Regions from separate parts of the Homo sapiens genome. Here region 2 is linked to region 1. A link is a loop called in an ENCODE intact Hi-C map of the cell type or tissue named here. Cell type or tissue: Calu3. All regions are shown on one strand. Links, peaks and the distances in the headings refer to the core of each region. The heading gives the core; the rest is flanking DNA.

The links. A loop is a pair of places that touch in the nucleus more often than their neighbours do. Peaks named below come from ENCODE experiments on the same cell type or tissue, not always from the same donor. Only the 100,000 strongest peaks of a DNase experiment are listed, where the experiment ranks them.
Region 2: it touches region 1 in a loop (1.9-fold over the local background); 4 of 110 quality-filtered maps call a loop at or near these places.

The regions. Positions count from the first base shown.
Region 1 is chr12:92,440,166-92,445,550 of GRCh38, reverse strand. No RefSeq gene overlaps it. Among named protein-coding and RNA genes, the nearest start is that of CLLU1-AS1, 9.9 kb to the right of the region's middle. In Calu3, for the core only: no CTCF peak of the experiment used is centred there; a DNase peak (open chromatin) is centred at 2,650.
Region 2 is chr12:92,540,527-92,545,911 of GRCh38, reverse strand. It overlaps the pseudogene LOC124903118. Among named protein-coding and RNA genes, the nearest start is that of LINC02397, 77 kb to the right of the region's middle. RefSeq lists a silencer at 1,339-1,478. In Calu3, for the core only: no CTCF peak of the experiment used is centred there; a DNase peak (open chromatin) is centred at 2,321.

The DNA.
Region 1 (5,385 bases), core at 176-5,175:
GGCCATTCTGCTTTTGACCTTCCTAGGGCTGAATGCGCAGCTAGTCAACAGAGGAGCTGAAAATAGAACCCAGGACTTTCAAATCATTGTTCTGCTCACTGGGCTGTGCTTCCTCCCATAAGGACTTGGTCAAACAATGTCCTGTTTGGCAAAAGCAGAAATCATAATCTACGTATGAGAAACTGGATGGTGAAGAAACGCGAGCCCCACCCTCGGAAAAGATGGCACTGTAGTGTAAAGGGAGTGTGAATTTGTTTCTAGCACTGCAGCTTATAAGTTGGATGCACTAAAAAAAAATGTGTTTAGAATCATTGACTCTGTAATGTGTGGCATTTTGAACAAGGAGTTCTTACTGACTGCCGAGAATGAATTTGCTTGACAACCCACAGAAAGGAAATTTAGAACATTAGAAAGGTTATCATGAAAATGACAGAACCTGTAAATAAGACATTCAGGGATGTGGAATCTGGGGGCTGGTTTTTAGCATAGGGTAGCCAGTGTCACGGGAAGGAGCCAGAAGATGGGTAACTCCGTCATTCTTCACTCGGAGTATGTGTGTGACCCATAGAGAGGGCAGAAAGCAGGGCTAAACAACTTCCCCAAACTCTGAGGAAGAGTTCAGAACTCGTGCGTCTGTGCTGTCATTTTGCAAACGACGTACTTCTCTTTTAGGGATCATCTCCCGGGGCTGATTTATAGTGATCTCCTTGAGAGCAGAAACCCTATGGGCCTCATTGCTGTTGCCCCAATGCTTAGCATGTGGCCAATCCCGGGAGACAGCAGAGCAGAGCCTATAGCCAGGCTTTCTGAGTTTGAGTCCCACCTCTACTGTTTCCCAGATGCTAGGCTTTGAACAAGTGACTTTACGTCTCTATGCCTCAATTTCCTCATTTGTAAAGCAGAGATGGTAATAATAGTTCTTACCTCAAAGAGTCATTATAAAAATGAAATGAGTTACTACTTGTGATGTGCTTCGAATAGTACGTGGTACGTAATAAGCATTCCTCAAGTTTAGTTATTATAGGCAATCAATGCATAATTTGTGAACAGATAAATGTTCTAGCAAACAATAATGGCTAGTTATAATAGGCCAGGTGACTTGCTAAGCACTTTACATGAATTATCCGACTTAATTCTAAACACAGGCATGTGAGATCCCCTATCAGTCCATATTACAGAAGAGGCCACTGAGGCAGAAAAGAACTGGGTAACTTAAGCTCGCACAGCTGGCTGAAGTAAATTTATTGTATGACACCACATCTTTCACCACGACTCTGCCAATGAAATATCTATTTTCTAGGAGGAATACTAAGGAAAAAGCTGCTTTATGATATTTGTATGAGTCTCAAGTATAATCATTTATTTACACTTTGAAAGCATTAAAACATATATACACATATGTAAGATGGTGTTGATGACTAATAAACCCATGAGAAATCCCATTTTAGTCTCATTAGCCTGATTTAGCATATCAAAAGGTGTTAAAAATAATAATTAGCTTTAGGAACCAACAAACAAGTAAAACCAGTCACTTTGACACACCAAAATGCAATTTGATATGCAAGAATCACCTACTCAAGATAACAGCCACTAAATAAATGAACAAAAGAGAGTGTTGAGAACTGAGGCACCATAGTCTTTTGCTTATTTCTTTGCTAAGATGTACTTAGCTGTGATACACATTTTTTATTTATTCATGTACTTTATCTCTTTGAATAGTTCCCTCAGCCAGAAATATGAGTAGAAAGGATGAGATGCTTTTTTGCTTCTCAGATATTAGTTGGAATATTCTAGGGTGTCATGGAAAGCAAACCAAACTTGAGGCTGAGAAATGAGGTTTCTGATTCCAGCTTCACTACTAAGTAATTCCCTCGAGAATTTGAAGAAAATTTCTCGTCTACCTGTGCCTCAGATTTCTCTGTCTAAAAATACAGCTTTGGATCCCATTGACTATAAAATTCCTAGTACCTCTAAAAATATTTCATTTTCCTCCTGGGGATTTTTTTTTTATTATACAGCATACTTTTCCCATCTCTAACCCAACACACAGATTTTAACATTTTTGAAATTAGATTGTTTCACAATTAGAACACAAATTAAATTTAATCATTTTTTCTCTTTTTTCCCTTCTTCTCCTCCTCTTCCCCTTTCTCTTCCTCCCCTTCTTTCTCCTCCTCCTTTTTTATCCTGCAAAGTTGTCATTAAATTGATAATGTATCTCAGAATTAAAGAAAAACACAAAACTCAAACATAAACAACACAACCACTACCACCACAAACAATAACTAACCTGTCCCAAAGGCTTGGTTGATATGTAAATAGATTTGCATACTGAAATTGGAGAAAGAGAATTTTCAAGTGTTATTACTACTTAATTTCTTTTGAGTTCAGGCCCTCTTCCAAGGAATAAATCATAATTTATCTGTAGCAGCTATGATCCCTGGGTTTCCCTGGCCAAGGGTGACAGCACTGTATCAGAAACAAAACACTTACTTTTTGGAACTAAAATGTCTCAATACATTTGACTATGTCATCATCTGCATGTATGTATGACTAATCTACGTGACGCCAATCATTTCTCTGTAGTCAACTGAGAATACTTAGGCGCCCCTCTTTACTCCAGGCACATCCAAGTGGGAGAACAGATGTTCTTTGTTTCAGGAAAGGATGGGGTGAAGGTTAGCTCATGGGTAGAGTTTCCTGTTTCTAATGTTTGAAGCCAGGGAGGTGCCAACAGTTTTAAAGGTCTTATTAAAGGGAGATAGTTCTGCTGGGGCAAGATGCAATGAAAGTAAAATTTGCTCCCCAACTGATGTCTTGGTACTTCAGATGTATATAATACTGACCATATTATTTCCTTTTTAACAATCCTTCAATGACTCTCCTTTTGCCTGCCAGAGACAGGCTAAATGCTTTAGCATTTAGCACTCTCTAAACTGTACCCAAAATTACAGGCAGTTCTATGAACTCATCTTGTTCCTCTGCCCTTGAAATGGCTTTCCCACATCTTCACTTGGGCAACTCATTTGTCAAGACTTAGCTCAGGGCCGGGTGTGGTGGCTCATGCCTGTAATCCCAGCACTTTGGGAGGCCAAGGTGGGTAGATTACTTGAGGTCAGGAGTTTGAGCCAGCCTGGTCAACATGGTGAAACCCCATCTCTACTAAAAATACAAAACATTAGCCAAGCATAGTGGCGGGTGCATGTTATCCCAGCTACTGGGGCAGCTGAGGCAGGAGAATTGCTTGAACCCAGGAGGCGGAGGTTGCAGTGAGCCGAGATTATGCCACTACACTTCAGCCTGGGTGACAGAGCGAGACTCTGTCTCAAAAAAAAAAAAAAAAAAAAAAAAAAAAGACTTAGCTCAGATGTCATCTTCCCTTTGCAGCCTTTAGCACCTTACCAATTAGAGTAGGGACCTCTTAATTGTGGTCCCAAGGCAGCCCATACTTCCCTCTATCCAAGGGATTCTCAAACCTCCCTGCAGAATGGAATCACCTGGAAAGCTATCAAAACATAGCAATGCCCAGGTCTTACTCACAGGGATTTTGATTTCATTGGTCTGAGTTGGAGTCAAGCATCACTATATAATATAGCCAGGTGGTTCTATTATTCAGCCAATGCTGAGAACCACTGCTTTATTGTAAATCTTGCACCATATTGTATTATAAGTCTTTGTTTATCCTTCCCAAGATTAAGTTTCTTGAGAACTGAAATTATTTTGTATTGATATGCATATCGCTTGAGATTTTTAAAAAAATTCCAAGCACTAGGAAGTGTTCAATAAGTAGTTTATAAATAATAAATGTATGACTGAATGAATGAATAACGTGTACACATCCCAACCACCCACCCATCTATGCTTAGAAGCTTGCTTACATTCATGCAGCTGTTCAGGGTTAGAAATTGTGGAAAATAAAAGAATCAATGTGGATCCCAGGTGTCTGGAGATAAAGGATGTAGTCTAAGAGGAGTTTCTGAGGAAACAAATAAAATATGGCCTGAAAGAAAACCTGCAAAAGTTTGAACTAATTAAGAACAGGTGCTGAAAAAGCAGGACTATGAAATCTGACCTCAGCAAGAACTTTGGGAGAGAGATTAATACAAGAAGAGATTCTGGGGCTTGAGATGGGGAGAAGGGAGCAACCAGCCCTAATGCAGATCAGCTTCTACCTACATAAAGTAGAAATACAAGGACGAGTCTTAGCTTTCCCTTAAGGCCCAGAGTCCAGACCCTGAAAGTCAAGATGTCCTAGTAGCCAGAGGGAGAATTAGCAGAATGGGAGTCAAGCTTGATATTCAAGCTTGAGTATCATGAGACACAGCAGTGCTCCATCTGCTCTGTGAATCTGTATCTTCTGGGGTCATAGCATGTGCTAAGTGCTTTATATATGTTATCCCATTTAATATGAAGAATTAGGTTTATGAAATAGGCTTTATTATTTCCAGTTTCACAGATGAGGACACTGAGATTCTGGGGAGTTGAGTAAGCCTCCTAAGTCACCTAATTATAATTGATAAATGTCACCTTCTAAATGGCCAGTAGGGATTACTGACCTGACAACCCTGTATGGAGGAGATGTATGGGAGAAGATGAAGAGATAGGTTGGAGGTCCAATATCTCTATCAAGAAGAGGGCTTTCCCTGCCAAGTCCTGCCAATGGACTAGGAGACAGCAGATGAAGGAACCTTTATGGATAGTTGCCTTTAATTTTAGAAAGCTCCTACTTGTTTGGGCCAGGAACCACTACGTGACCTTGAACAGTGAAAACACGATACTCTCCACTTCTGGACTCCCAGTGAATGTGTTTGTGGAGGCACTTACTCTTTCTCAGAGAAGGAGACATGAACAAGAACACTTCGAATTCAGTCATGCTATAAGATAGAAGAACGTGTATAAATATTGGATTGCCATTTTTTAAAAGAATGAGTTCTTTTTATTTCATAACACAAAAACTTCTTATATTCCATCTAATATGTCATTAAAATTTAAATATTTGATCTGCCATGTTAAGGGGAATTCCCTTTTCCTCGACCTCCCTCTTGACTATTCATAGTCTATTCATAGTCTATGTTTAGGAAATCTTGTCTTCTCGCGTGTCTTAATAGACATTTAGTTTCCAAAACAAAGTCTGATCTTATTAGTCTAGCCAATCAGTTTTGTCTGTCTGCATTAAGGAGTGATGAAGATGCCTGCAGATTTTAGTCTGCTAAAAGATATCTTCTCTTTTCAATCACCTGTGATGACTAGTTTTCCTGGAATAGTTCGTGCAGTCACAGCCTTGATGCCAAGCATGTTGGAGCTACTGTTCTTTCACCCAACTCTGTACACAATTTCTGTCTGTGGAAACTATAATCACTCTTGCTGCTAAAGATGCCAGGAATA
Region 2 (5,385 bases), core at 299-5,298, 100 kb before region 1:
CAACATTTCCTCAACCCCATCCCCACTTTCCCGAGCCTTTGGTAATCAACATTTTACTCTCTACTTCTATGAGCTCAACTTTTTTAGATTCCACATATAAGTGAGAACATACGGTATTTGTCTTTTTGTGCCTAGCTTATTTCACTTAACGTAATGTCCTTCAGGCTCATCCATGTTGTTGTAAGTGACAGGATTTTCTTATTTTTAAAGGCTGAATAGTATTCCATTGTGCATTTTGATCACATTTCTTTATCCATTCATCTGCTGATGGACACTTAGGTTGATTCCATATCTTGGTATTACGTGTAAGCTTTTGTTAAATTAACCCTGAATGCAAGGTAGAATTCTTTGGATGGTTTTTTTTTTTCCTGAGACAGAGTCTCACTTTATCACCTAGGCTGGAGTGCAGTGGTGTGATCTTGGCTCACTGCAACCTCTGTCTCCCAGGTTCAAGCAATTCTCCTGCCTCAGTCTCCTGAGTAGCTGGGACTGCAGGCATGTGCCACCACTGCTGGCTAATTTTTTTTTTTTTTTTTTTTTTTTGAGGCATAGTCCCACTCTGTTGCCCAGGCTGGAGTACAGATCTCAGCTCATTGCAACATCTGCCTCCCGGGTTCAAGTGATTCTCCTGCCTCAGCCTCCTGAGTAGCTGGGTCTACAGGCATCTGCCACCATGCCTGGCTAATTGTTTTTGTATTTTTGATAGAGATGGGGTTTCACCATGTTGACCAGGCTGGTCTTGAACTCCTGGCCTCAAGTGATCCACCCACCTTGGCCTCCTAAAGTGCTGGGATTACAGGTGTGAGCCATCATGCCCAGCCTCTGGACAGCATTTAAAAACAGCTGATACCAGGTCTCCACTCCACAGCAATTAAATCAGAAACTGTAGACACTGGGTCTTGGGCATTGACATTAAAAAAAAAAATTCTCCAAAGCATGATGATTGGGTTTTCATGCTAATGTGTGAAATGTGCCTCCCTCAAACCTTGTTACGACAAATAAAATTCTCCCCAGGTGATTCTAATATGAGTCGAGTTGCGACCCCTTGGAGCAGCTGTTTGCTGTTGATGACATAAAGCAAGGAGAGCTGCTGTCTTCTGGGACCCAGCATGTGCTTTTTGACCATTTCTTCCGTTTGTGTGATTATTTCAAATTTTCGAAGTGCTGTTATGTGTCTACATAACACCTTGCAAGCCCCTGGAAGAGACCTTAGAGACTGGCTACACCAGGAGTCAGGAACCCTGGAAAGGGCTAGATAGTAAATATTTTAGGCTTTGTGGACCATATGTCATAACTACTCAGCGGCTGTAGAGTAAGAGCAGCCATAGACAATATGTAAATGAATGGGCGTGGTGTGTTCCAGCAATCTTATTTACAAAACCGGTTGTGAGCTGGATTTTTACCCCTAGCTGTTGTTACTTGCTAACCCATGGTCTACACCAACACTCTGATCTCATCCATGAGGAAACTGCCGTCCACTGGGCGATGTGATTTGACTCAGATCTCAAGGGTAGGAAAGGGCAAACTGGGCTTGAAGTTCAGGTATTTCGACTTAAAACACATAAAAAAAAAACCTCTCCTAAATCTACAATTGGTGAATAGTGTTCTTAAAAATTAAACCATTAAAAGGAGGGTCTTCTCATCTCTACCTTTTGTGTTTCCCTGGCTTTATGGTGCTATGATATGCTGTGTACGTTTCCACTCTCTCCAGATTGTAAGCTCTTCCATAGTAGAGCCTGGGCTTTCTTCAGTGCCACATTCCCACCAGTCTGGGGCAAAGCAGTGCCTGTACCTGTTAGCGTGCTGAATATACTGCAGCCTGAGCATGTGGAGCTCAGTTTCATGTGTTTATTTCAAGACAACAGGGCTGACTGGGCTTCCGGTCATTTCCGGTGATTTCTGGAAGTATCTTTTGATAATATCTAGCCCACTTGCTTGTGTTCTTTATAACTTCAAATAATGTTTATATAATGACAGAAAAAGTTTGGAGATTGTGGCAGTGGGATAAAGCACAGATTAGATGTCTAATTACTTTTAAAAAGTTGACTTTCAAGTTTGGCCAAAAAAAAAAAAAAACACTGTAAGAAATCGAGTTTGAACAGGATTCTTTGCAATATTATTTTCTTTTCGATTTTCTTCTGTGCAGGCTTGCAGTAAAGTATATATGCAATATGTTACTCTTGTCTGTCACATTCAGAAACCTGCCCCCCAACCCCCTCTTCTGTGCAGTCTCTCCAGTTTGACCTTGAGAAGTACTGTTTACAATTCAGTGAACCTGGGTCTCTCCCTTCTTGCTTCAAGCTCAGCAAATGGACAAGAAAAACCTGCAGAACTCGTTCAGCAATTTCAGACTATAAACAAGTAATCCAGAGGGAATAAGGGAATGACTGCAATTAAAGTCTTCTCTCCCAAGGTTGTCAACACTCTAGGTTGAGCAGTGGCCTGAGAAAGTTGCTCATTTCTCAGACAGGCTTGCTTAATGCAAGGTGCAATGGGCTATTATCTAATGTACCTTGCTTTATCAGAACACACATTTCTCTCTGTGTCTCTGTCTCTCTCTCTCTCACACACACACACACACACACACACACACACACACATATCTTCCATATTCACATATAAACACACACAGTTGCTATTGTCTCAGTCTGGATATAGTGGAAGGTGGAATATTATGATCTTACAAGGGAAAAAAAGCTTTTAAAGGGCAATTCAGGGCTGGGCGCAGTGGCTAATGCCTGTAATCCCAGCACTTTGGGAGGCTGAGGCCGGAGGATCACAAGGTCAGGAGATGGAGACCATCCTGGCTAACACCGTGAAACCCTGTCTCTACTAAAAATACAAAAATTAGCCGGGCATGTTGGCGGAATTAGCCGGGCATGGTGGCGGGCGCCTGTAGTCCCAGCTACCGGGGAGGCTGAGGCAGGAGAATGGTGTGAACCTGGGAGGCGGAGCTTGCAGTGAGCTGAGATTGCGCCACTGCACTCCAGCCTGGGAAACAGAGCGAGACTCCGTCTCAAAATAAATGAATAAATAGCAATTCAGGCCGAGCGCGGTGGCTCATGCCTGTAATCCCAGCACTTTGGGAGGCTGAGGTGGGCAGATCACAAGGTCAGGAGATCAAGACCATCCTGGCTAACATGGTGAAACCCCATCTCTACTAAAAATACAAAAAATTAGCCGGGTGTGGTGGCAGTTGCCTGTAGTCCCAGTTACTTGGGAGACTAAGTCTCAGGAGAATCACTTGAACCCGGAGGCAGAGGTTGCAGTGAGCACACTAGCCTGGGTGACAGAGTGAGACTCCATCTTAAAAAAAAAAAAAAAAAAAGGCAAGGCAATTCAATCTGGGGCAGAGTGGCTCAAATGCTTGGGAATTAAACAGAAAGGACAATTTAGTCAACAAATACAGGGTGGCTGTAATGTCATATGATATAATTTTCATATAGCACAGAGCTACATGATTTCATTTATAAATTTTGTACTATGATTCTTTCAGAGATACAAAAGAAATAGACAACATGGTTTCTGACTTCTAGTATCTGGCAATTATTTGAGGAGAAAGCACACTGAATATGTATGTTATTGAAGGAATGGATAATGTACATATTTAAGGAAATGATGAAGACCCCAGATGGATGGAACAGATAACACCTTTTAAACTGATTCAGAGTACAGAACTTTCAGGGTAGAAGGCAATGGCGAGGAGAAGATAGTATTCGACTTAGGTCTTGAGGGATGGATTTGGATGGCAGAATGAAAGGTGAAGACCATGCCAAGTTCAAGCCTGAACAGCAGAAGTGGGGATGAAGTGTACCATCTGGCTGGGGTAGTGCCTTTTCCTGGGGGGTGGTGGTGCCTTCATTGCAGAGTAAGGTGGAAGTGCTTGTGAGAAACTGAATAATGGCACGGTCAATTTTGTGGGCTTGGGTTCAAGACCTAGCTCTGCCACATTCTATCAGTAACTTGGGAAAATTAGCTTAATTTCCCTGAAACTCTTGTTCCTCTTCTGTAAAATGGGGTAATAAAATTGTCCACCTCATAGGTTATTTTGAAGATTAAACAGGATAATACATGTTAATGTGCAATGCTTGGCACATAGTAAGCATCCAACAGGTAAGAACTATTAAATTATGGCAAATCCTGAATGTCAAAAGAAATTATAAATTTCCCGATGTACTAGCATTCATCTTTTCTAAGTATTTGCATGTCACATAAAAATTTCTTCTCAGCCTATCACTTTTTTTTCTCTCCTGTCCCTGGTCCAAGCAATGTTGTCCACATCCTGAAGAACTGCTCCATGAGCCCACAGTAGGACACTCTGAGGCCTGGCTCACCAGACTACATATCATGAGTGAGCACTTGGAAGTTCTAATCTGAGTGATACGGATGACATGTTCTCTGTGCCTTTGAATATCTAGTTTCTCATCTATAACACGATCTTTGAAGCTATACAAGGAGAGAATCAATATCACCTGATCACCATCTTTCGCCCTTTGAAAGGCATAAAATTCTAAGTAAGAATACTACACATCATGCTGTGTATTTTACTGCATGCATGCTAAGCCTTTACCAAACATTTTTAAAGGAAAAGAAGAATAAATTAGGATAGGAGCATTCAAAGGAACCCATAAGATGTCCCCTTAAAGAAAGGATTTATGGATAAGGAAACAAAAGCCCAGGTGGCCGATGTGATATACTTGTGGTCACACAGAGGAGGAAGTCTCCTGAAGCAAACTCAAGGGCGCTTTGTACATCATACTAATCCTACTTGTTGATTTATAAAAGTATTAGCTTCTTTATTTTCTCCTTAATTAGGACAGAGAGTAATTATCATTATTGGGTCCAGAAAGAATTATGCCAATGTTCCAAGATTGTGCATGGAACATTTGTTATGCAAACTGCTGCCCTTCACACATAGAGAGTCCCCATAGGCTATGTCCTCCTCCCTGGGGCTGCCAATGTGTCTAAATTGCTGGGAGCATCTCCCCCAGGCTTATGAACATGAGCTGCTCCTTTGATGGGATTTTGATGGCCATGAAATATCATTTAGGAGAGGGGTTAATGCCTTTTTTGTTGTTGATCTTTCACCTTCAGGGAGCATGAGCCTCTGAGAGATCTGCTTTCACGCCATATTCACAGAAAGGTTTTGCTCAGCCTGAGCCAGGCGGTTGCTGACTGCCAGGGCCAGCGTGTGCCGACTGCTGCTGTGTTTCCCAGCGCTGCCAGCAGGATCTTATTCTTTGTATCTGCACCTCCCAAACAATTCTTCCGGGGCAGCTTTGTCTGTGCCCCTCTGCTGGGCTGAAGGGCTGGTGCTTAGGGATGCATGCATCCCGCCCTTTGCCCTCATGTCTGAGCTGTTCGAATCTGATTTCCAGGGCAATT